Linked DNA regions of Homo sapiens: region 2 is linked to region 1. The links are chromatin loops, found by intact Hi-C in ENCODE. Cell type or tissue: endothelial cell of umbilical vein. All regions are shown on one strand. Links, peaks and the distances in the headings refer to the core of each region. The heading gives the core; the rest is flanking DNA. Region 1 overlaps ARHGAP10 (Rho GTPase activating protein 10). Region 2 overlaps ARHGAP10 (Rho GTPase activating protein 10).

Region 1 (12,134 bases), core at 1,551-9,550:
ATCAATTTTTCAGCTATTTAGGAAAGACTAAATAAGATGGTGAATAAAAATAGTGCCATGACATCACCTTTCTAGTACATGGAGCCGATGTGTGGGCTGGTGAGGTACGTGTTCTTAGTTTATGTTAATAGTGTCAATTTTTTTTCTTAACCCTCTTTGATAGTTGTACTTCCCTGGCATCCTGAACATTGAGCGCATACCTATTGATCTCTTTTTATGTTCCAGTTGCTGTTGAGAATCTCAGGACAAAGGTAAAGGCAAAGAAAGCAAAAGTCTCTGCCTTCATGGAGGTTAGATTCTAGGCGGGGGTAGTGAAGTAGAAATAAACCTGTAATCCATTGGCAGGCAGTGAAAAATGCTACAAAACAATACAGGGCAAGGAGCCAGGTGGGGCGGGGCTACAGCATATCTGGAGTGGTGAGGTGCGGACTGCCTTTTCAGTAGGATACTGCACAAAGGGCATCATCCTGGTGTCTGGAGGAAAAGTTCTGAGCAGAGTGGTGCTGGATTTTAGCTCTACAGAAATAGCGTGTGACCATTGTTAGGCTCAGTATTCTGTTTCTGTTTTAGGTTCCTAGAAATAGAGCGATGAGGTCCAAAAACAGGAACATGGTATTGGCTCCAGGCTGTGTGGAGTAGACAGCATGGTTTGCAGAGCTGTTGTTAGCCAACTGGCTGGTTTAAGCTCCAGCTGTGATGGAGGTTGATAGGGTCTCTGTGTTAGACAAGGTTGGGTTCCCATGCAGGGTAGGAACGAGAATAGGGTGGTGTCTGTATAAGGCCATGAACCTTAGGAGTGGTGTGGTGTGTCATACACAACTCATTGTGGGAACAGAAACACCTGCTGGAAAGCAGGACGCTGTCCAAAGCTGGGGTGGGTGGCAGCCACAGCCAACCACGGAATTAACAGGACACCTCCTAATGCTTTCTTCCTTTTTAGCTTGGAAAATTTCAAACATGTACCAAAGTCGAGAGAAATATACAATGAAACTACATGGACTCGACATCCAGCCTCAGACCAGTCTCGTTTCTCCTGTGATCCCTACTCCCCTTGACCCCCTGCTCTCCTCATTATTTTGACAGAAAGCCCAGTTTCATTCACAAATACTTCAGTATATATCTCAAAAAGCAGACACTTAAAAAAACACAGTATCCTTATCACAATCAGTAATTTCTTAATTTTGTGAAAAGTTAGGTCATATTCAAGTTTTCCTGATACTCATTCCAATTCTGCCTCTTTCCCTCCCCAAGCCCCGCCCTCAATAACAGTTGGTCTGTTTGAATCTGAGTCCAAACATATTACATTTGACTGATACATTTCCAAGTCACTTTCAATCTATAGGTTCTTCTCCCCATCCGCTTTTTTTCTCCTTTACAAGAATTCCTGATCCTTTTATATTTGCCTCGGAAACCTTTAAAATAGTACTTTCCTAAGTTATCAGTGAGTTGCAATAATGAAATTAGTAAAAGTTGAAAAGTTGGATTCTTAACCCATATTGACATTGTTTGGGTACTTCTCATCTTGATAGTCACTGATCACTTTTTTTTTTTTTTAAAGTGGAATCACTGTGGCTACCTTTGTTTCTTTAAATACCTTTGAATGCTTACTAAAACATAACTGATGCATTGCAGAACACTCGCCTGAAACTTTTGAGGAAGAATAGATACTTGCCTCAAGAAATTTCCAGTGTGATACTGGAGAGTAAGTGGTAAAGAGCTAATTAAATAGCCTATACTAAGTGCTTCAGACAAGGAATGGGAAAAGAAAACAATATACAAAGTGCGCCAGCAAAGATAATGTGGCTCACATGGAGTGGGCAGCCCCTAAGCTTGTGGCTGTTAGGAAAGGGTTTATGGAAGAAGTATTGGAGCTAGAGTTTGTGGGGTGGAGACACAGCAGAGGGCCTTTGTATAGTTTAGTAAGCCCATACCCCCGACACCGGGACAAGGAGAAAAGGAATGTCTTTAAGCAGCTAAAATGGTTGCCAGTACATTCTGAGAACTTTGAAAGACTCTTGTTTTACTTAAATTTTTTTTAACTTAAAAGTTTTAGAAACCATCAGCATGTTAAAAGCCACAGATTAAGAAAGGAATGCAAAATGACTGTAAAATGGAGGTAGAAATAGTCTAAAATTGGTTCCAAGGATTTCATAGTGGTCACTTAATCTTTTTTTTTGTTTGTTTTTGAGATGGGGTCTCGCTCTGTCACCAGGCCTGAGTGCAGTGGTGCAATCTCAGCTCACTGCAGCCTCCGCCTCCCAGGTTCAAGCGATTTTCCTGCCTCAGCCTCCTGAGTAGCGGGGACTACAGGTGTGCGCCACCACGCCCAGCTCATTTTTGTATTTTTAGTAGAGATGGGGTTTCACCATGTTGGCCAGATGATCTCAATTTCTTGACCTTGTGATCTGCCCGCCTCATTCACCCAAAGTGCTGGGATTACAGGCATAAACCACTGTGCCCATTCCACTTTATCTTTAAAAGCAATTAGTTTAGTATTTTCTGAAATCCTAAATTGAATAATGGTGCAGCATAATATTAATAATTGGATATTCATAATTAAGACTGAGTCATTAAAATGTTAAAACTACATATGTCTATTTTAGAAGGCAAACAGTAATGTCAACTATTTTAAAATGTTTTCTGAATCTTAAGGGTAAGATGAGACTTTAGGTTTTAAGGGATAAAGTCATCTGTGTGTATGCTCAGCAATCCCTGTTGGTTTTGAGCCACCAGTTATATAAGTTCATACGCCTCATCTCTATGCTTAAATAGGCTGTATTAAGTATACAGTTCAACAAATAGTGTGTGCCTGCCACATGCCAAGCACTGTGCCACATGCTATAAAGATAAAGACATAAGTAGTGATTCATCCATTGGAGGAGATGGCTGAAAGAAGGCATGTAATTTCCAACATGCTTCGTGGTAATCAAGTGATTGAGAAATTCAGGGAAGGCATCTTGGAGAGGTGATATCTGGGCTGAGTTGAAGGATGAGCCTTAGCTATGTCTGGTTTCCTCCTTGAGGGGAAACTGTTGAAATTTCGAAAAGAGGGAAGGATATGTTTGCATAGCCCCTTCCTTTCCCCCCTACAATGTCCAGCTTTGTTCCTACTAAAGTGAATTGTTGGAGAGAGAAGTAGAGCAATTGCCAGTCTAAGAAAAAAAGTCAGTGTTTCCCTCCACACTCAAAGAAGTGTAATTTCTATGAATACACATGCCTCACCCTTTAAAAAGTCAAGATAGTTTTTTTTTTTTTTGAGATGGAGTTTCGTTCTTGTTGCCCAGGCTGGAGTACAGTGGCATGATCTCAGCTCAGCTGCAACTTCTGGCTCCCAGGTTCAAGCGATTTTCCTGCCTCAGCCTCCCCAGTAGCTGGGATTACAGGCACCTGCCACCATGCCTGGCTAATTTTTTTGTATTTTTTTTTTTTTTGAGATGGAGTCTTGCTCTGTTGCCCAGGCTGGAGTGCAGTGGTGTGATCTCAGCTCACTGCACCCCTGCCTCCTGGGTTCAAGCGATTCTCCTGCCTCAGCCTCCCGAGTAGCTGGAACTACACGCGGGTGCCACTATGTCCGGCTAATTTTTTTTGTATTTTTAGTAGAGACAGGGTTTCACCGTGGTAGCCAGGTTGGTCTCGATCTCCTGACCTTGTGATCTTCCTGCCTCGACCCCCCCATCGTGCTGGGATTACAGGTGTGAGCCACCGCGCCCAGCCAATTTGTTGTATTTTTAGTAGACATGAGGTTTCACCATGTTGGGCAGGCTGGTCTCAAACTCCTGACCTCGGGTGATCCACCCGCCTCGATCTCTGAAAGTGCTGGGATTACAGATGTGAGCCACCGCGCCCGGCCAGGACAGTGTTTTTGAGTGAGTAGTTTTTGCTGATCATGTTGCCACCCTTGACTCTGGAGGTGAAGAACTCAACCTGGGGAGTCAGATCTGATACAGTTAGTGGCTGCAACTGCTCTACTCACTTCTGCGCGTGTTCTCAGAGGAAAGGGCTGTGTGGTGTGTTGCTGCCAGAATTCCAGAGATGTTCTCTCTGGCATGGCAGGACATGTTGTACTTATCTGAGGTGGGCAGCTGTCCAGGAATCTAAGGACTTTTAAAATAGTGCTGTAGTGTTTATGTTGTTCTTTTAAAAGCCCTTCATATTGCGTTTACTTCTCTACATGTATTCTTTTATCAGATCATTGAGTTTCATCCCTAGCCTAAAATGGTTGCCCAGTTTCTCAGGATTCTGGCAAATAAGGGCAATTGGTTGAGACCCAGAGGTTCAGGAAAACTGCGGGGAAGCGGGAGTGCCAGGAGAGAGAAGGTGGAGCTTGCCTGATGGTGCACAAAAGGTGCCTGAGATGGAGCTGTTCCGCCTCCCTCTCATCCTGGGGGTGCTGGGGGCAGACTGGGCTGCTAAGGAGATGTGAGGAAGTGTCTTGTCCACGGCTGCACCCCTTTCCCCATTTGGGCAGGAAAGCCCTTTGCCTATGCAGACTCTTCAGGCTTTTGAGACCCTTTTCTTTTTCTGTTGTTTTTCTCTACCACAGACTTTACCCTTGTGAAAATACCAGGCCAGGGATCACTTCCTGGGTGACCTGCCCTGACCTTTTGCCCCTATAGGGAAGGTACTAAGCTGCTGCATACCAAAGGCTTTTGTTAGCATTTAGATGGTCGGTCACAGGCAAGACGTGATGCCTGCTCTCTCAGCCCTGGCCTGTGCTTTACTGCACCCCCTTCTCATCATCCTTTCATGCTCTCAAATCTCCTCCATAAGTTTTTGGACTTTTGACACGGATTTTTGTTCCAAACTATTAGGTTGGTACAAAAGTAATTGCGGTTTTTGCCACTTTTTTTTTAAATGGTCAAAACCACAATTCCTTTTTTTTTTTTTTTTTTTTTTTGATGGGGGGAGCCTTGCTTTGTCTCCCAGGCTGAAGTGCAGTGGTGGGATCTTGGCTCACTGCAACCTCTGCCTCTCATGTTCAAGTGATTATCCTGCTTCAGCCTCTTGAGCAGCTGGGACTATAGGCACTTGCTACCACACCCAGCTAATTTTTGTATTTTTAGTAGAGACGGGGTTTCACCTTGTTGGCCAGGCTGGGCTCGAACTCGTGATCTCACGTGATCTGTGCGAATTGGTCTGCCAAAGTGTTGGGATTACAGATGTGAGCCACCGCACCCAGTTGAAACCACAGTTAACTTTTGCACTTACCTAAATATTTTTTAAAAAGTGTTTCAGAGTATTACTAAAAGAATGTATGATGGTTAAAATGAGTTAAATGCATTCCACCTTTTAGGAGCAAATATGCTATTCTTTCTTTAGTATGCCCTAGGGCACTTGTCATCAAAGTATGGTCCCTGGTCCAGCATCACTTTAGGAACGTGCAAGAAATGCACATTCTCAGGCCCACCCCAGAACTCTACTGAGTCAGAAACTCTGTCAGCTGGTCTTTCATGAAACTCTCCAGGTGATTCTGAAGCAGGCTGAAATCAGAGCTACTGGCTTAGGGTGCTAGTGAAATCTTGGCTGGCAATCCTTTCCTTAGGGTTAGATCTGTCTGGACGTTGGATACACTCTAAATTGTTTCGTGATGACTGTGTCCCTGTCAGGAGGTTAAAATAGTGATGGAAAGCCTAAGCTTTGACTTCTCATTTCCAAAGGATTTGAGACTATAGCTGGTTTGTGTTAATGGAATAGGTTTAGTAGGATTTTTAGTGTTACTTACTTTGTATTTAATATTGCTTGTGAGTTCTTATAGGATAAGTACCTAAGGCATTAGATGCCATTAAAAAGATTATGCCTTTAGTTTCATCTTATTATATTTACAGTATTTTATATGGCATGTGAAGCTTGTTTTAATCAGTTCTTTTACAGTTTATGTGGATTTCTGTTGGCAGGCACATTCAGAATGGAGGAAATTCATCTTGAACTTATTTGTGAGAACATTTCTCAGTTTGGTTTAAAAGTTGTCAGTGACCTAATTTTATGAAGACTTTTTCCTCCTTGGAACTGACCTTTACAATTGGACAGCATTGCTTTTTCTTACAATTCTCTTTTTCCCGTAAGCCTGTTATTCAGTCAGATAGGGATGTCTTTGTAAAACCTGTTTTTCAGGAATGTACCGTTTGAGAGTTTAATTTACTGACTCAGAATCCTATAGAGATCACAGTCAGGAATAACTCAAATCAAAATTCTAAAATGAGTGAAGATTATCTTAGGCAGGAGGCCTGTCTCCTTCTTGGACCCCTTTCCCTGCAAGGCCTTGCCCCATGACTCAGTGTCCTCTCTGTTGGTGACTCATTATCATCTGTGGCCTTCCAGCCTTGTCATCATCAGATTCTACTTCCCTGTTGAAACTTACATTTCCTGAATTTCATATCCTTAGGGTGTATTCTCTGCTTCTGAGGAATCGGCCAACTCTGCTCTCTTCTTCCCCCTGACTGCCCCGCCCGACATACACACACCCACCCACACACACACAAGGGACCCTAGAATGTAACCAGCCCATTTAATTGTCTAATCCAGAGGAGTGATTCGATTATTGGGAATGTGTGCAGCTGAGTCTGCTGTTTCACTAGGGAAATATTTCGGGATGAGCCAAGGTACCTAGGATCAGCCTTTAGACCATGTCATGAAAATATTAGATGGTATAGCCTTGAAAACAAAGAACTGAAGAGAACTTAGGGAGACATATTTGACCACTTAATTTTTTTTTTTTTTTAAAAAGAGGAGTCCAGGCACGGTAGCTCACGCCTGTAATCCCAGCACTTTGGGAGGCCGAGGTGGGTGGATCTTGAGGTCAGGAGTTCAAGACCATCCTGACCAATGTGGTGAAACCCTGTCTCTGCTAAAATTACAAAAATTAGCCAGTCGTGGTGGCGGGCACCTGTAATCCTAGCTACTTAGGAGGCTGAGGCAGGAGAATCGCTTGAACCTGGAAGGCGGAGGTTACAATGAGCTGAAATCGTGCCACTGCACTCCAGCCTGGGTAACAGAGCAAGACTCTGTCTCAAAAAAAAAAAAAAAAAAGGAAATTGGAGCTCATTGAGGGTGGAGTTTCTACATCACTAAATAAGGTTGTGACAGAGATGAAAATAGAATCTTTCACATCTTCTAGTATCCTAACGACATTATGCCTTACCTTTTTCTCTTTGTAAGACATAATATTTTTCCTTCCACCTTTGAACATTAGTGAAATGGATATGTATCTTATAGTTGCTATCCACCAGGCAGCAGTCATGAAACGGACATGAGGTTACTTCTCTTTTACTCTTTGGACAACTGTAGCTCCTCAGTATTTCAGTCCACAGACCACTTAAGGAAGAAATATGAATGCTGGTGGTGGTTTGAAAACCTTCCGTTGAGACCTGGTTAGGTCAAGGAAGTGCTGGTATCAGTATCCAAAGAGTGGGTGCCTGCCATCATCTTGGAAGAAAATCCTGGATACAAGAATGGAGCTCCTTAAGAGCACCCTTTGAAGAAATGATGCATCTCCAGTATTTTCAGTGGCACAGAGGAAAAATATGTGTGGTGATACGGTTTGGCTCTGTGTCCCCACCCAAATCTCACCTTGAATTGTAATCCCTATGTGTTGAGGGAGGGACCTGGTGGGAGGTGATTGGGTCATAGGGCCAGTTTTCCCCATGCTGTTCTTGTTATAGTGAGGGAGTTCTCACGAGAGCTGATGGTTTAAAAGTGGCAGTTTACCCTGAACTTGGTTTCTCTCCTGCCACCATGTAAGACGTGCCCTTCTTTCCCTTCCCTTGTGCCAAGATTGTAAGTTTCCTGAGACCTCTGCAGCCATGTGGAACTGTGAGTCAGTCAAACATCTTTTGTTTATAAATTACCCAGTCTCAAGCAGTAACTTCATAGCAGTGTGAAAACAGACTAATTCATGTGGGAAAAACCAGATTTTGATGACTGAGATGAAAAGTGATTCAGAGGAGTTGGACTTTGAAGAAGTTTTAGAAATATCTTAACAAAAGTAGTTTGCTTACTTCTTTATGCACAAGAGGGATACATGATGAAAACATACCTTTCAAAGAGCTTTTTCAATGTATATAAAAGTGCTAAGTGTTAAGCTATTATTTCAAGATTAGCAGGATTTTTTTGTGGTAGGATATAAAATAATGGAGTGTTTTACAGTTGGTGGTGATTAGATTCAATGATATATATATTAAGTTGGTGGTAGAGATTGTGTTAGATATTCAAGAAAATGCCAATGTAGTGGGAAAATATGGTTTCGAAGCTGTGGCAGCCATGGGCACCTCTCAGATAGAGGAAGGAGGAGTGACATTGACTATCAGGCCCAGCTGCTCTGTGGTACAGTTGTGTTAGTGTGAAAGCCATGCCTCCCACGTTCTGCCTATCTTTGTCTGTTTTCTGTTGCTTATAACAGAATACCTGCAACTAGGTAAATAAAAGGAATTTGTTTCTTACAGTTATGGAGGCTGAGAAGTCCAAGAGTGGGGGACCCAGGTCTCTCTTCCTTTTTCTTTCTATAAAGTCACCAGTCTACTCCTGTGATAACCCATTAATCCATTAACTCATTAGGCTGGGAATGGTGGCTTACACCTGTAGTCCCAGCACTTTGGGAGGTGAGGCACGAGGATTGCTTGAGCCCAGGAGTTCAAAACCAGTCTGGGCAACATAATGAGACCCCATTTCTGCAGGGGCAGGGGGAAGCCAGGTGTGGTGGTGGCACGCATCTGTAGGCCCAGCTACTTGGGAGGCTGAGGTGCGAGGATTGCTTGAGCCTGGGAGGTTGAGGCTGCAGAGAGCTATTATTGTGCCACTGCACTCTAGAGTCTGGGTGATAGAGTGAGACCCCATCTCAAAAAAATTAATAAAATTCATTAACCCATTAATTCATCAGTGGATGAATCCATTCATCTTTTAAGGCCCCACCTCTCAATAATGCCAGACTGGGGATTAAGTTTCAACTTGTTTGAATGTCCCAAGCCTTCTAACGGCAGCCTTGTTAGACTTACCCCAGAATGGCACTGCAGCCTCACCCACACACACAAACACACAGACACATCCACCCACCCACACTCACACCCACACCCATACACATACCCACCCACTTCCACCCGCACACCCACCCACCTGCCCCCACCCTCACACCCATACACACCCACCCATCCGGCTTGCTTTCCTTCCCTGTCTCCTTCCCCTGGGTCAGACCTGCATCACTGTCTGATGGCCCCTCCAGTCTTCCCTGGCTCCCTCCCCATTTTCTCTCACAGATGTTTCCCCTAATAAATTTCTTGTGTGTCTCATCCTGTCTTGGTGTCTGCTTCTTAGAGGACCTGGACTAACAAAAATGAACCATTTGGAGTAAAAGATTCAGGGTACTTAGCATTGTCATTCATCGGTTGCTATTATCACTATAAGCAGAAAATGTTGCTTTTATGTAGAAATGCTGTTCTTTAAATTATCTAAATTTATAGGAGAATCCCACTTCATTTATAAATATTTTGAGTGCCTACTATGAGCCACCGTGTTCTCACACCTGAGGATACAATGAGGAAACCCTTGTCCAGAGTGCTCAGCTAGTGGCCGCCTGGTAGAGAATGAGTTCCCAAGAGTTTTTCAACCCTGCAGCCCTTGTTTTTTACTGTTGACTGCCACTTTTTTCTCTTAACCCGTGCATCACAGATGGGCTGGAAAGAAAAGCTTTTGTCATTGATTAAAGCCATTCTTTTCTGAATGTTTCTTTTCTTCTCTCACATTTTTTCTTTTTCTTTTCCTTTTCCCTTAAGTCTTGCTCTGTCGCCCAGGCTGGAGTGCAGTGGCAGGATCTTGGCTCACTGCAGCCTCTGCCTCCCAGGTTCCAGAGATTTTCCTGCCTCAGTCTCCCTGAGTAGCTGGGGTTACAGGCATGTGCCACCATGCCTGGCTAAATTTTGTATTTTTAGTAGAGACAGGGTTTCACCATGTTGGCCAGGCTGGTCTCAAACTCCTGACCTCAGGTGATCTGCCCGCCTTGGCCTCCCAAAGTGCTGGGATTACAGGCATGAGCCACTGCGCCTGGCCTATTTTATTTTCTTGATTTAACAGTTTATTGCCTTAGTATGCACGAGGTTCCATTTCTAGCTGTGCCACTGAGTCATACCATTCACTTCAGAAACTAAAATTTTCTCTTATGTAAAACAAAAAAAAAATTCAAAATTGCCTCATGAAACTTTAATTTCTATGGGGTTTTTATTTCCTCTCATAATAATATTCTTCCCAAGTATTTATTTTGTTTAAAATATCGAAGCGAGGTTCTTACTGTCCCTTATGCACAGAGGGAAGGAAGATCAAGTTTCAGCATCTGCTGCATATCCTTATTAGGCAGACTCATTCCTTAAATACTCAGTAGCTTTTGTTTTATGATTCTCATTTTTTCCTAAGTGTACTTAAAAACAAATCTTTACAGGTAGATTGTGTTTGATTTAAATAATCTGAATAAAATTTCTGCTATCTTTTTTCAGTTAATGTCCTTCAGAATGGATGCTAGCTTTTCTTTTGTGGGAGGCAAACACACCCTAACATACTTGTTCGTAGAAGATAGATACTAAGAGAATCGTAGACTTTGGTGATACATTGACCTTTTTTTTTATTTTTATTTTTTGAGAGAGCCAGGTCATAGGCAGATATTCAGGGAATTAAATCAGAGACCAGAAGTTGTCAGAATTTCAGCCTTAATCCTCTTTAATAGGACTAGGTTTCAAGTTTTTCACAGTTCAGGATTGAAAGTTGATAAAATTCTTACTGGGGACATTTTATTCTTGGATTATCTGTATGAAAGCAGAAGTGTGATAATTGAACTAGTCGATTTGGGATATATACTTTAAAATCATAGTTTCTAGCTTATTATGTGAGTCGTCTTTGGTCTGAAAGAATGAGGCATTATTCAACAGCCATTTCCTATTAATCGGCTCCTGATTTTCAAGTTTGAACCCTGTGGAATTAATTTATAGCACCTGAGCACCTGTGTCCCAGTTAGAGCTTTGTGCGTGGGTTCCTTAAATCTAAGTACCAAGTAAGCTAGTACTTAGCTAATGAGTGTGAGCTATTGCCATCATAAAATTGAATTTCGTTTTTACATTAGTTTCTCTACTGGGAAAATTAGATTAGCTTGAGCTGTGCTTGAAAATAAAATACCATACTGGGATTTGTTGGGAAGTTACAATTGCTTCAAGTATGATGTGCCTTTTTTTTTTTAAATTGTTTTAGGTAGGGAGAAAGTATTATTCCTGGCTTTATAGTTGAGAATATTCAGGTAACAAAAGGAAATTGTTATTTTCTGTCATCTAAAAATAGAACTAGTTAGGGCAGAGCCAAAATGAAAACACGTTGGCCTCCTATTTTTCCGTGCTGGAGGGCCCTCGTAGCGAAATCGATTGTGAAACTTTTTCACTTTTTGTCAACATTAGTCTTTTGACTCTTGTTCTTTCTCTTATGTCAGGTATTAAAGTGGGGGAACTTTATTGGCCATCTTAATCTTTCTATTTAAACTTGAGCCTAGAATGATGGGGAAGGTATAGGCCGGGGGAGGCTGGATAGATGGAGAAAGAGGTACCAAAGGGTGAGTGTGGAGGGAGAGTGATGTAATTAATTGATAATGAATTGGTTTAATTAGGGGAACTCTTGTGTTAGGAGTATAGAGAAAAGAATACGAAAGCATTTTGTCAAGATTGTTTATACGGTTCTGAAATTCTAAAAAATACTAATCCTTTATTAGTCTGGATTCTCAATTGCAAGCACTAGCTAGTTTGAACATAAAGGAAATTCATTAAAGGGTATTGGGTTTCTTGTAGTATCTTTAAGAGATGTGGGGAACCAGGAATGATGCCCAGGTTGTACCACAGAGCTGGGCTTAGAGCAGATGCCACTATTGCTACTGGATGTGGACACTACAGTTTGCACCAAGAGCCTCACTGCCCTGTGGCTGTTGGAAGAACTGCTGCCTCTGGAAATTAGACTAGTTGCTGCCACCTCGCTAGAATCTCTGGTCACTGTTTTTTTTTTTTTTTTTTTAAAGCAGTAGCTTTTGAATCCAAGTCTTGGATGGGACCATCTCATTAGTGGAACCCTAGCTAGGTGTCATTACCTTACTGCAAGCCAGTGTCTGTCATTTTTGGCTTTTA
Region 2 (12,134 bases), core at 1,825-9,824, 59 kb before region 1:
TTGGTAGTCTGAGGCCGGTGGATCACTTGAGGTCAGGAGTTTGAGACCAGCCTGGCCAACATGGTGAAACCCTGTCTTTACTGGAAAAAAAATAAATAAATAAATTAGCCAGGTGTGGTGGTGGGTGTCTGTAGTCCCAGCTACTCAGGAGCCTGAGGCAGGAGAATCGCTTGACCCTGGGAGGCAGAGGTTGCAGCGAGCTGAGATCATGCCACTGCCCTCCAGCCTGGGCGACAGAGCAAGACTCCATCTGAGGTGGGTAAAAAAGGTCGTATTTGCATATAACCCACCCATGTCCTCCCATATGCTTTAAATCATCTCTACATTACTTACGATACTTAATACAATGTAAATGCTATGTAAATAGTTATATTGTATTGTTCAGGGAATATAAGAAGAAAAAAGTCAGTATGTAAGCAACCATCAGTTTTTTCCCTCAAATTGTTTTGATTGCAGTCAGTTGAATCCATGGATGCAGAACTCATGGATATGGAGGGCTGTCTGTATAACTGTGTGTGGGTGTGTGTGGGTGTGTGTGTATATATACACATACATATATGTATGTGTGTATATGTGTATGTATACACATATATATACGTATATACACACCCACCCACACACACCCACACACACTGCACTCCAGCCTGGGCGATAGAGCAAGACTCCATCTCAAAAAATATATATAATATAAATATATATTATATACGTAACTATATTCATGCATATATATTTTGAGCTCATATATATTCATACATATATTCACATATATATATATATATATATATATATATATATATATATATTTATTTATTTATTTATTTATTTTATGATGGAGTCTTGCTCTGTCGCCCAGGCTGGAGTGAGTGCAGTAGTGTGATCTTGGCTCACTGCATCCTCCGCCTCCCAGATTCAAGCGATTCTCCTGCCTCAGCCTCCAAAGTAGCTGGGATTACAGGCGCCTGCCACCACGCCCAGATAAGTTTTTTGTATTTCTAGTAGAGATGGGGTTTCTCCATGTTGGCCAGGCTGATCTCAAACTCTTGACCTCAAGCAATCCACCCACTTTGGCCGCCCAAAGTGCTGGGATTACAGGTGTGAGCCACCGCGCCCAGTCTACCTGTATGTTAAAGCAAATCCAGCAGCAAAGAAATCTGTTCAGCTTTGTTTAAACCCATCAGTTCCTAAGTTTATTTAACCAGGGCCTCTCTTCTCAAAGCATTCTTTTCTTTCTCAAAGGACAAAGATTGGTAAATACTAGTTTAACTTCTAATTAAAGTTGGCTGGGTGAAACATAAGTGAAGCCTTAATATGTGTGGGCTGCAGAATTTATCTTTTTTTTTTTTTAATCCACATGGCAAAAATCATATAGGGGTTCTGAGTGGTAACTTAGTTTCCCTGCATGTCTAGTATCAGAATTTTGAAAAACATTGTGAGGACTGAGAGTTACCTAAATAATAACTTTAAAAAATAGCTGGTTTTGCTCCTATAAAGAAGACTGAGCCTATATTAAAAGATTATCAAGAATCGTCTTGAAAATCTAGGCATAAGTGTGCACCTGTAGTCCCAGTTACTTGGGAGGCTGAGGTAGGAGGATCGCTTGAGTCTAGGAGTTCGAGGCTGTAGGGTGCCATGGTCATACCTGTGAATAGCCACTGCACTCCACTCTGGGCAATATAATGAGATTACATACCTGAAAAAATAAAACATGTTAGTTTTCTTCTAACCTGTGGCTTTTGTCCAACTGGAGTCCTTTCCCTAGCAAAAAGGCAAAATTGAAAATAATTGTGATGGCAGTGGAGGACCAGTGAATAACATATTTGTATTATCAAGGGAATAGCTCTTAAATAACAGGACAGACACATTAGAGCCCTTTAGAAAGGGAGCAAAGATATGAGATTATCAAATTATGAAATGTGTTATATATGAATATACTAGGGAGTACCTTTCCCTGCACCCATGGTGCAGTATAAGTCTTCAGGCATGAAACATATATTTGTTAATGGACTATTCCGGGATGACTTTTAAATATTTACACTGAATAAATACCTGTATCTGGTTGGCCCATGTCCTAGCTGCTGAATATTCAGGAAAGAATAAGGGATGGCTCCTGACCTTGAGAAGCTTAGATTTCTGGTGAAAGTAGCTTTCTCAGTGCAATTATACTGTGAGTGGCATCTTCTTCCTCTCTGGGCCCTCCCCCTGGTTCCTGCTCCCCACTACTATTGCCACAGCTGAGTGTCAGGCTGAATGAATCATGGAGCTATCTGAGGATGGCAGTACTTACATTACTTTATTACGTTGTAAAATACTTCCTGATAAGAACGTACTAGTGGTTTTTTGAGTGTCTGGAAACATTGTAAACCTGTCAAATAATTCTAAAGATTCCGCTGTTAACATCAGCTTAAAGATTTGTTAGTAACGTAACTTGCCAAATTCCTTGCCCCATCACAGTGGTCTCCCTAATTAAAAAAAAAAAGTAATTAAAGGTTGAGATTTAATGAATTTTACTTACTAAATTTTCTCTGAAGCCAGAGACTTGAACATAATGAAATAATTGTTCATTTTTCAAAACCATAATATTTTTGTCCTTTTAAAGTAGAAATGGATGGTAGAAATTGTAGAAGCTGAATAAATTTGGTGACAACTTTGTTTTTGAGTTTGTTTAAACATTTAAGTGCTTAAAAATGGGGGCAAATTTTCTTGTCTTTTTTTTTTTTTTTGGCAGGGAATCTTGCTCTGTCACCCAGACTGGAGTGCAGTGGTGCCATCTCTGTTCACTGCAGCCTCCGCCTCCTGGGTTCAAGCGATTCTTCTTCCTCAGACTCCCAAGTAGCTGGGATTACAGGCACACACTACTATACCTGGCTAATTTTGTATTTTTAGTGGAGACAGGGTTTCACCATGTTGGCCAGGCTGGTTTTGAACTCCTGACTTCAAGTGATCTGCCTGCCTCGGCCTCCCAAAGTGCTGGGATTACAGGTGTGAGCCACTGCGTCCAGCCTTCATTCAGCATATGAAAATTAAAAAAACATAAAAAAGGGCAGAAATGAATTATGCAGCATGATTTCATTATTGCTCTCAGGAACTGGATAATGCTTTAAGGTAGGACTAATCTGTTTCAATGATGAGACATTTTCTCACTATACATAGCAGTTCTGGTCATTAGTGAAATTACTCAGTAAATGTTGAAGAAGAAGGAAAAATGAAGGTATCCATCATGATCCTAATTACCACCAATGAAGGTAATTAGGGAAATTACTCAGTAAATGTTGTTGAGGAAGAAGGAAAAATGAAGGTATCCATCCATAACTCAAGATGATCCCCTATTTAGAGAATAAGTATACATTCTACAGGCATCTAAGGTTTTCATGTTTCTCTGTTCTGTTTGGTTTTAATGGTATAATATACATTAAAAATTGTGCATCAAGGATTTTATTTCAGGTATGTGCTGCATTGCTTCTCTTTATGTAATAAATTCCTTGTTAACTGACATTGTTTCCCGGGGATTTCCGTATGTTAACAAGTTCTTTCTACAGAGATGATTAATACTTACGGTGATCACCCTGAGGTTCCACAAAACCCTCTTGAATCATCAGAGATGACATTCTACTCATTGTAACTTTAATGCCATGTATTTATTGTCTTTTAATTGTTTTGAAAGTTGGGCATCTGTTTGAGATATTTTTTTCTTTTGGTTATAATGACCCGTTTCCTGAACTTTTCAGATAAGAAACTATAGGATACTATCATGGAACCTGTTTTCTCCTGTACCCTGGTTTTAAAACCAGTGGCTGGAATTAAGACATGTGTTGAGGGAGGAAAAGGGAAAAGAGAGGAGCCTGAAGGGACTGCCACTTTTCTCTAGCAGTGGAATAAGGAGTACTTCATTGAGCTAAGAATAATTAATGTGGAGTGTTGAAAGATCATTCTGTATTTTATGCACATGTTCCAGATAACAGCATAAGGACCTATGAAAAGCAAGAAAAAAGTTTTCTGGGGCTGTCATCTTTGATCACATAGAGATGGAGTGTGTGTTCATACACCAGCCATTCCTGTCCGTCCTTGCCACCACTGACTTAGACCAGGTGACACATGGGCCTTAGTATGAATGTTGTAATTGGAGAATCTGCCTCAATTTTGAGCTCAACTCCAGTCTGTAGACTTGCTGATACAGTAGTATTTGTCTATCACAGCACTTAGAAATGATAGCCTGTGGTCAGGTGCCAGTGGTTCACGCCTGTCTGTAATCCCAGCACTTTGGGAGGATCATTGGAGGTCAGGAGTTAGACACCAGCCTGGCCAACATGGTGAAACCCTGTCTCTACTAAAAATGGAAAAATTAGCTGGGCATGGTGGTGGGCGCCTGTAATCCCAGCTACTTGGGAGGCTGAGGCATGAGAATTGCTTGAACCCGGGAGGCGGAGATTGCAGTGAGCTGAGATTGTGCTACTGCACTCCAGCCTGGGCAATAGAGCGAGACTTGATCTCAAAGAAATGGTAGCCTGTATCACATTGTTTTATGGCTATATCTCTGTATCCTGTATTTAACTTATAGTCATGTGGTGTTATGAAAAAAAGTAATCAGTATATATTGAGCACTTCTTTGTACCAAGCTAAGTAATTTGGAAAGACTTGTTTGTATTTTGACCTGGATTCAGATTCCACCTCTGCTACATACTGGCTTCATGACCTCAGTCAAGTTACTTAGCCCATCTGAGCTTCGGTGTTTGTTTTTTTCTGTATGACAGTTGTATGATTCTGCTAGGACAGCCATAGCCGAGTACCACAGACTGGGCAGCTTAAATAGCAGTCTTATTTTCTAGTAATTCTGGAGGCTAGAAGTCTGAGATCAAGGTGTTGGCAGGATTGGTTTCCTCTGAGGCACCTCTCCTTGGCTTGTAGGTGGCTCTTGTCACATGGTCTTACCTCTGTGCCTGTATCTTTGTCCTAATCTTCTTTTCTTTTAAGGAGACCAGTAATACTGGATTAGGGCCCACCCTAATGACCTCATTTTAACTTAATTACCTCCTTAAAGACCCTATGTTCCCTGTAATCCTAGCACTTTGGGAGGCCCAGGTTGGAAGATCACTTAAGCCCAGGAGTTTGAGACCAGCCTGGGCAACAAGGCGAGACCCCTGTCTCTGTTTAAACAGAAAAAAAGAATCCCGTGTCTGAATACAGTCACATTCTGGGGGGTAAGGAATTCAACATGAGTACTTGAGGGACATGTCCAGCCGCCTGTAACAGCAGTGAAAATGACATGTGCTCAAGTGGGTTTATTTTACTTTTTAATTTTTGTGGGTACACAGTAGGTATATATATTTGTGGGTTATCTGTAATATTTTGATACAGGCATGCAATGTGTAATAATTACATCAGGGTAAATAGGGTATCTATCACCTGAGGCATTTTTGTTGTTGTTCTTGCAAACAAATATACTCTTTTATTTTAAAATGTATGATTATTTTTGACTATAGTCACCCTGTTGTGCCAGCAAATACTAGGTGGCACAATTTTTTTGTACCCATTCAAGTGTTGTGTTGTTGTGAGGATTAAATGAAATAGTATATGCATGTGAGCTTAGTGCATGCATAATGTTAGCTTTCTCCTTGCTAGAGCGGGGTAGAATCTTGTTTTCTTTATATTCTATCCAAGTATAAACAGTAAATAAATGTCAGTGAAATTGTGTTTTAAGTATGTAGGTGCCCCTTTTCATAATTCTCATCTTCCTCGCCTCCACTCTTGCAACTAAATTAGTATTTTTTTCTTTTCTTGAGATGGAGTCTTGCCTTGTCACCAGGCTGTAGTGCAGTGGTGCTATCTCGGCTCACTGCAACCTCCACCTCCCAGGTTCTAGCGATTTTCCTGCCTCAGCCTCCTGAATAGCTGGGACAACAGGCGTGCGCCACCACGCCCAGCTAATTTTTGTATTTTTAGTAGAGGTTGGGTTTCACCATGTTGGGCAGGATGGTCTTGATCTCTTGACCTCGGGATCTGCCCTCCTCGGCCTCCTAAAGTGCTGGGATTACAGGCGTGAGCAACCGCGCCAGGCCCTAAATGAGTAATTTAATGCTAATTTAAGGGGATCTCTCCTGAGAAGTTCTCTCTACTTCTGCTCTCTGCGCACTGGGACGTGCCATCTCCACCTTTAAACTGCGCTAGGCCCTTGTTCCCTTCCCAGTTGGCAGGATTATCTGAGACTTCTCTAGATAAGAGCAGTGGACTTCAGCTCCCTCTCCCTAGGTTCCGTGTTTCCACCTGGCGGTAGTGTGTATCTGCCAGTTGACACTTTACATCACACAGTTTGTGATTTTTAGGTCTGCTCTGCCTTTCTCCTCTCTCCTCTCTGCAGTTTTTTATCTTTTTTTTAAGCCACAGTTCTACAGACAGATGGGAAGTTTAGAGCAAGGTAGGATAGGCGAGTGAGAAAGCAACATGAGAAAAATGAGTATAGGCTTATTGACTTAATGTTCTAGCTCAGACTTGTACCACAGGCCTGTGCCTTGTGGCGAGTGAACTGTAATTCCTCTGAGGATGTCTCTCTTGAATGTTTGACAAGGCATTAGCAATCATCTGTCGCCCAGGGAATTCCAAACAAAAACAGATGAGTTTAAAATCCTAGGGTATAAACGGCCACAGAATTGTTTAACTTGTTGACTTCTAGGGGAAAATATGTATTCTACAAATGTTATTACAGAGTTTTTACAGGCATTTTTATTATTAATGATGGGAAGCTTCCTGGAGCATTCTCTTAAGTCTAGTGGGGTTACTAAATGTAGTTTTCCAACTGGAGCTTGGTTTCCTGAAAGCTATTCTTGGTGGGGTGGATGAGTGCAGCTGTCGTATCTCTTAGTATTTCAGTTTGAGTCATTGGGTGGGCGGAACTGATTAGAATTCCAAAAGCAATACATATAGGAGTTAGGTGGAACTCTTTTGGAATTAAGTAGGAAAGATTTTGACGGAACTCCTGCATTCCAGAGTTCAGTGGTAAAAAGAACACTTTATGTACAGAGTATTTGGGTAAATGTCTTCTGCATTTTGCTTTAGTTTTTTCTTTGTTGGTAGAAGGGACACTTTATATTAAGAAGCTGTTACAATGTATTGTCAAGATAGAGTTATTTGAAAATATTTAAAAATAGCAGATTTCCCTTCTAAACATGCTGACTTCTTGTAGGTTAATGTGACGTTACTTTCATTAATGTACATATGTATGTATATATTATCATGTCTTCTTTTAAACACTTTACAGAGCTTTATAGTAAGTTCACCCAGTTCATCACAAGTTAGAATTTTGCTGCATCCTATATGCCTCACGGGAAGAGACATTATCTTGTGGAAAGTGGCTTTTGTGCTAATAAATAAACATCCCTTGGAATGTTACCCTCCATAGCAAAGGGGCCATGGAAGGCTCTGTGTTTTAGGATTACAGCTGCCCAGAGACAGCTTGGGAAACAGTGTTATGTTTTACAGCATCTATTAGAAATCAACTCGATGTACACTTAAATATTGTATTCTGAGTTATAACACAGCAAACTGACATTGTAATGTTTTCCAATATGTGATTTTCATTGTTGCCATGATGTCATAAGGATTTAAAAACAGTTATCTGTTTTTCGTGGGCAGAACTTAAAACAGTGTTAAAAAGCATGCACTCTGTGTACCAAAAGCCTTAAAGTGGAATGATAGGGAATCCCTATGGGGTAAAGAGAAGATTCTTGATTCTCTACCTTGGTTCTTTAGAATGTGAGTCAATACATTAAGAACCTGGACTGCTCTGAAACAGAGGCACATTTGAGAGCTCCTGGAAACCCCTTTATAGGATTATTTCCTTGTCTTTGTTCTTTAGTCCTTGATTTGTTGTCAAGTGAAGCTTGAGATATGTCTTGCAGCCATTTGAGAAGCAGCACATCTGGTTAGAAGCAGAGACTGGGGAACCTGATTGCCTGGGTGAGTCATTCCTGGCTCTGCCACTCCAGCTTTGTGATCTCAGGCAAGTTACCTCTCTCTGCCCCAGTTTCCTCAGCTGTAAAATGGGATAATAATAATATTCATAAGATAGTTGTGATAATGAAATGAGTTAATAAATGTAAGGCAATTTAGGATAGTGCCTGGCACATAGTTAGCCCTGTATAAAAATGTTGACTCTTATTATCTTGGTACATGTTAAATTCCTATATTTGACCATGTTCAGACCAAGTTGATATCCACTTCCATTTGTTCCACATTCCTGACCTAATTTGTCTTGGGGTCTCCAGCCAAAATCTAAGATTCCCCAGGCTAGGCAAGCATGAACTCTTGTTCTTAGTGGAATCTGTGTGGCAGAATTTATTTCTGCAGGTATCCAATGTTGTTGGATGGGTTTGGTTTGCCTGTAAGAGTGTGCAGGTGGAAAACATGACCTGGGTTTGTGTCTGTAGGGTTTAAAGTATGTGTTTAGGACAAGGGTTATATAAGGACAATTTTGAAGTCAAAGTTTTAATCTCTTTTTCTTCCCCTCAGGTTTCTTTATTCTATAACATATTTACTTATTTATTATAACCTTTAGGGCTCAGCCTCTTTATTTCCTGTGACTTTGTTTATTTCATGAGAGGGTGACCACCCAGGATTTACAAAGCTTCTTGTGTGTTGTGGAAGATAGTATAAAATTCAAATAATGCTTTTACCTGAGCACTAGTGTGTGTTTCGTTTCTTCCTTGAACTTGCTTAAAGAGGTAAGCAAGATTACCTCTTGGGGCAAAGATTCTTGGCAGAGATGAGAAGAACATTTTGTCATTGACAGAGTCTCAACAGGACCCCCAGCTGACATAGAAACACTTGTTTTGCTGTCTTCTCCATGCTGATCCTTTGCCACAGCCCTTTCCTCCTTGATGTATTTTTTTTTTTTTTTGAGACGGAGTTTCGCCCTTTTGTCCAGGTTGGAGTGCAGTGGCATGATCTGGGCTCACTGCAACCTCTGTCTTCCAGTTTCAAGTGATTCTACTGCCTCAGGAGTACTCTACTTCTGAGTAGCTGGGATTATAGGCTCTCGCCACCACGCCTGGCTAATTTTTGTATTTTTAGTAGAGACGGGGTTTCACCATGTTGGCCAGGCTGGTCTTGAACTCCTGACCTCGTGATCCACTCGCCTCGGCCCCCCAAAGTGCTGGGATTACAGGCGTGAGCCACCGCACCGGCCTGATGGTCATTAAGTGCCCTCAGCATTCTCACTCCTGGAGTCCAGGCCTAAAGCTTGCATCCCTCCTCCTGGCCAGTCCCCAGCCTTTAGAAATAAATAGGCTTTAAATGAGTTCTGCTGTTTGCTGTTCTGCCCTAGGCTGAGGCTAATGGAGGTGGTCTGTCTGCATGAGCAGAGCTGTGTGTGAGAGGCTGCTAGGAGAAAGCAATACCTGTTGTCTTAGGGGCCAGCTTCAGGGGCCAGTGACAGTTAAGACTCTTCCTCAGAGCTGCATTAGGGGCCTATCAAGCCTTGCTCTCACATATGCAGAATAAGCACCTTGTAGCCTGGCCTGGTAGGAGAAAGGTGATTATTGTCAGTACCCCTGGTCCTTGTTTCCTTTTCACCCAGAAGGCAGAGTGGGTATATGGAAAGATCACAGGCTTTTTGGCTACGCTGACCTGGTTTTGAATTCTGGCTCTGCCACTCAGCCTATTAGTACAAATAAATAATGCACACTGAGTCTTAGTTTCCTCCTCCCTAGGCATGGGGGCTCTAAATCCTTTTGCACAGAATTATGGTATAAAACAGCATGTATGCAGCACATCTGGATAGTGGCAGGCTCTGATGATGATAATAATATCACTAATACTGATAGAATGCTTACTATATACCAGATATTGTCATGAGATATAATGTATGTTATTTGACCCTTCCCACAACAACATCTCCGTTTTACACACTAGGAAACTGAGGCATAGAAAAGTTCCGTAAGCTGGCTATGATGGCACCGAGCACAAAGCCCAGATTTAAATCCAGGCTCCGAAAAGTTAGCTCCACAGTTTTTCAGATGGAGAATTTTTTGAGATTTCTAAGACTTTTGATAATATAAAATACCACTACTTGCAATCATTTATGGCCTCCTCGTAATCATTAACTTGTAGCTGGTGTATTTATCTTGTGTAGACCTGCTAGTGGCAACAGATACAACCTACTGCTAATGAGGAAATTGCCCTTTTGCGAATGAATGATGGAAAAAAAAATTCTAAGACGGAGTCTTGCTCTGTCGCCCAGGCTGGAGTGCAGTGGTGTGATCTCGGCTCACTGCAACCTCTGCCTCCTGGGTTCAAGCAATTCTCCTGCCTCAGACTCCTGAGTAGCTGGAATTACAGGAACGCGTCACCACACCCAGCTAATTTTTGTATTTTTAGTAGAGATGTGGTTTTACCATGTTGGCCAGGCTGGTCTCGAAAGGCTGATCTCAAGTGATCCACCCACCTTGGCCTCCCAAAGTGCCAGGATTACAGGCATGAGCTACCGTGCCCAGCCTGAGTGATAGAATTTTAATACTTGTTCTGGTTCAATGTGAAGCATATTTCTCCCTTCAGAGACTTACCTGTGGGGCTCCCCCAAGACAGCAAGCTGACTAGAAATCATTGTTCTAGAACTTTTGATAAATGTGCACAAGAGAGACTCTCCTATTCCCTTTGTTTCCTTGCCCATGTGACTTGAAGCTCTGCTGCTTCTGTTGGGTGAAGGTTTGATAGGGAACAGCTGCCTCGCTCATGGGGCAGCATTGGGAGCTTAGTGCACTGGGACTTGTATCGCAGCATGGACTTCACCTTGCCTGTTGGAGGCTGAGACAGCAAAATGCAGTTCGTCCAGATGCTGTGAAGAGTTTCGAGGACTTTCGTTAGGACGATAGTACTATGGTAAAAGCTTTGGGGTGGGCTCTGTCCTACGAGAGAGCGTGTCTTTCCTTCCTGGTGGCCTGCAGTGACATTGACGCTCTGGAGATAAGTGGCTATATTCATCACTGATCTGAGCAACCTATGACTGGGCGTGTCCTGGCAGCAGAAAATAACTGCTATGCTGATAGCTGTTACAGTCAGTTTTCTTCTTGGACATAAATTTACATTAATGTTAAACTGTTTTAAGGTGCATATGCATGATTTGCGTTTCAGCTATGTATCTCTGGCCTTTTACCATTAGGAAATTTGGTTTTCTGTCTTTGCTAATTGAACTAGAGTCTGTGTGGCTGGATAGAATCGTCTGGGTAGGGTGTGATTTTCTTTTTTTTTTTTTTTAGACGGAGTCTCACTCTGTCACCCAGGCTGGAGTGCAGTGGCGCGATTTCGGCTCACTGCAAGCTCCACCTCCCGGGTTCACGCCATTCTCCTGACTCAGCCTCCCTAGTAGCTGGGACTACAGGCACCCGCCACCATGCCTGGCTAATTTTTTTGTATTTTTTGGGTAGAGATGGGGTTTCACTGTGTTAGCCAGGATGGTCTCCATCTCATGACCTCCTGATCTGCCTGCCTCCCAGAGTGCTGGGATTACAGGCGTGAGCCACCACACCTGGCCGGGTAGGGTGTAATTTCCAAAGTTGACCTCACGTTGAACCTAAGGCTTAAAGATATAACCTTCCTGTCAGACGGTCAGATCTCTTAACACTGGATCACACTGACTGACCTTTAAGGGTGACTCATGTCTGTGTCATTTCCAGCAGCATCTTTAGTATACCTCTGGAGGGATAGTTTCCTTCTCTAAGTAGTAAAAGGTGAACCAGGAGGTGTTGGGGGAGTGGACTCTGCTTTTCATTTCTTTGAATAATATACATGAAATTATACATTGTGGTCCTTATTGTGCCATCAATTTTGTGTTTTTAATAATCCAAGTTTCTAAAGACACTCTTTCCTATAGATGGGGAGATAAAACTTGAGGAATTGGAATCCTCATGCTAGAAAGGCACGTTGCAGGTCCAGCCAGTGTGTAGTTACTGTTCATTAGTCTATGCATGGCACTCAACTAGATGACATGAGGATCCAGACAAGTCTTGCTTTCTGCCTTCAAGTTGCTTATACTTTAGGTGGAGGTATCAGTGATGTAAAAACTACATGGGTTTGTGACAGGGGAGATCCTGCTAGAAGTGTCGGTTTAGCGCTGAGAGGAGCAAAATGATTTGAAATAGATGGCATTT

The links. Hi-C counts contacts between places; a loop is a spot of excess contacts. Peaks named below come from ENCODE experiments on the same cell type or tissue, not always from the same donor. Only the 100,000 strongest peaks of a DNase experiment are listed, where the experiment ranks them.
Region 2: a loop joins it to region 1, with 5 times the contacts of the local background. A loop is called at or near these places in 22 of 110 quality-filtered maps.

What each region holds. Positions count from the first base shown.
Region 1 is chr4:147,825,639-147,837,772 of GRCh38, forward strand. All of the region lies in intron 3 of ARHGAP10 (Rho GTPase activating protein 10), which reads left to right. Among named protein-coding and RNA genes, the nearest start is that of MIR4799, 49 kb to the left of the region's middle. RefSeq lists an enhancer at 5,769-6,968. In endothelial cell of umbilical vein, for the core only: no CTCF peak of the experiment used is centred there; DNase peaks (open chromatin) are centred at 5,643 and 6,303; H3K27ac peaks cover 2,448 bases.
Region 2 is chr4:147,766,037-147,778,170 of GRCh38, forward strand. The region is part of intron 1 of ARHGAP10 (Rho GTPase activating protein 10); the gene reads left to right. Among named protein-coding and RNA genes, the nearest start is that of MIR4799, 10 kb to the right of the region's middle. In endothelial cell of umbilical vein, for the core only: no CTCF peak of the experiment used is centred there; DNase peaks (open chromatin) are centred at 2,245, 6,735, 7,595 and 7,905; H3K27ac peaks cover 4,431 bases.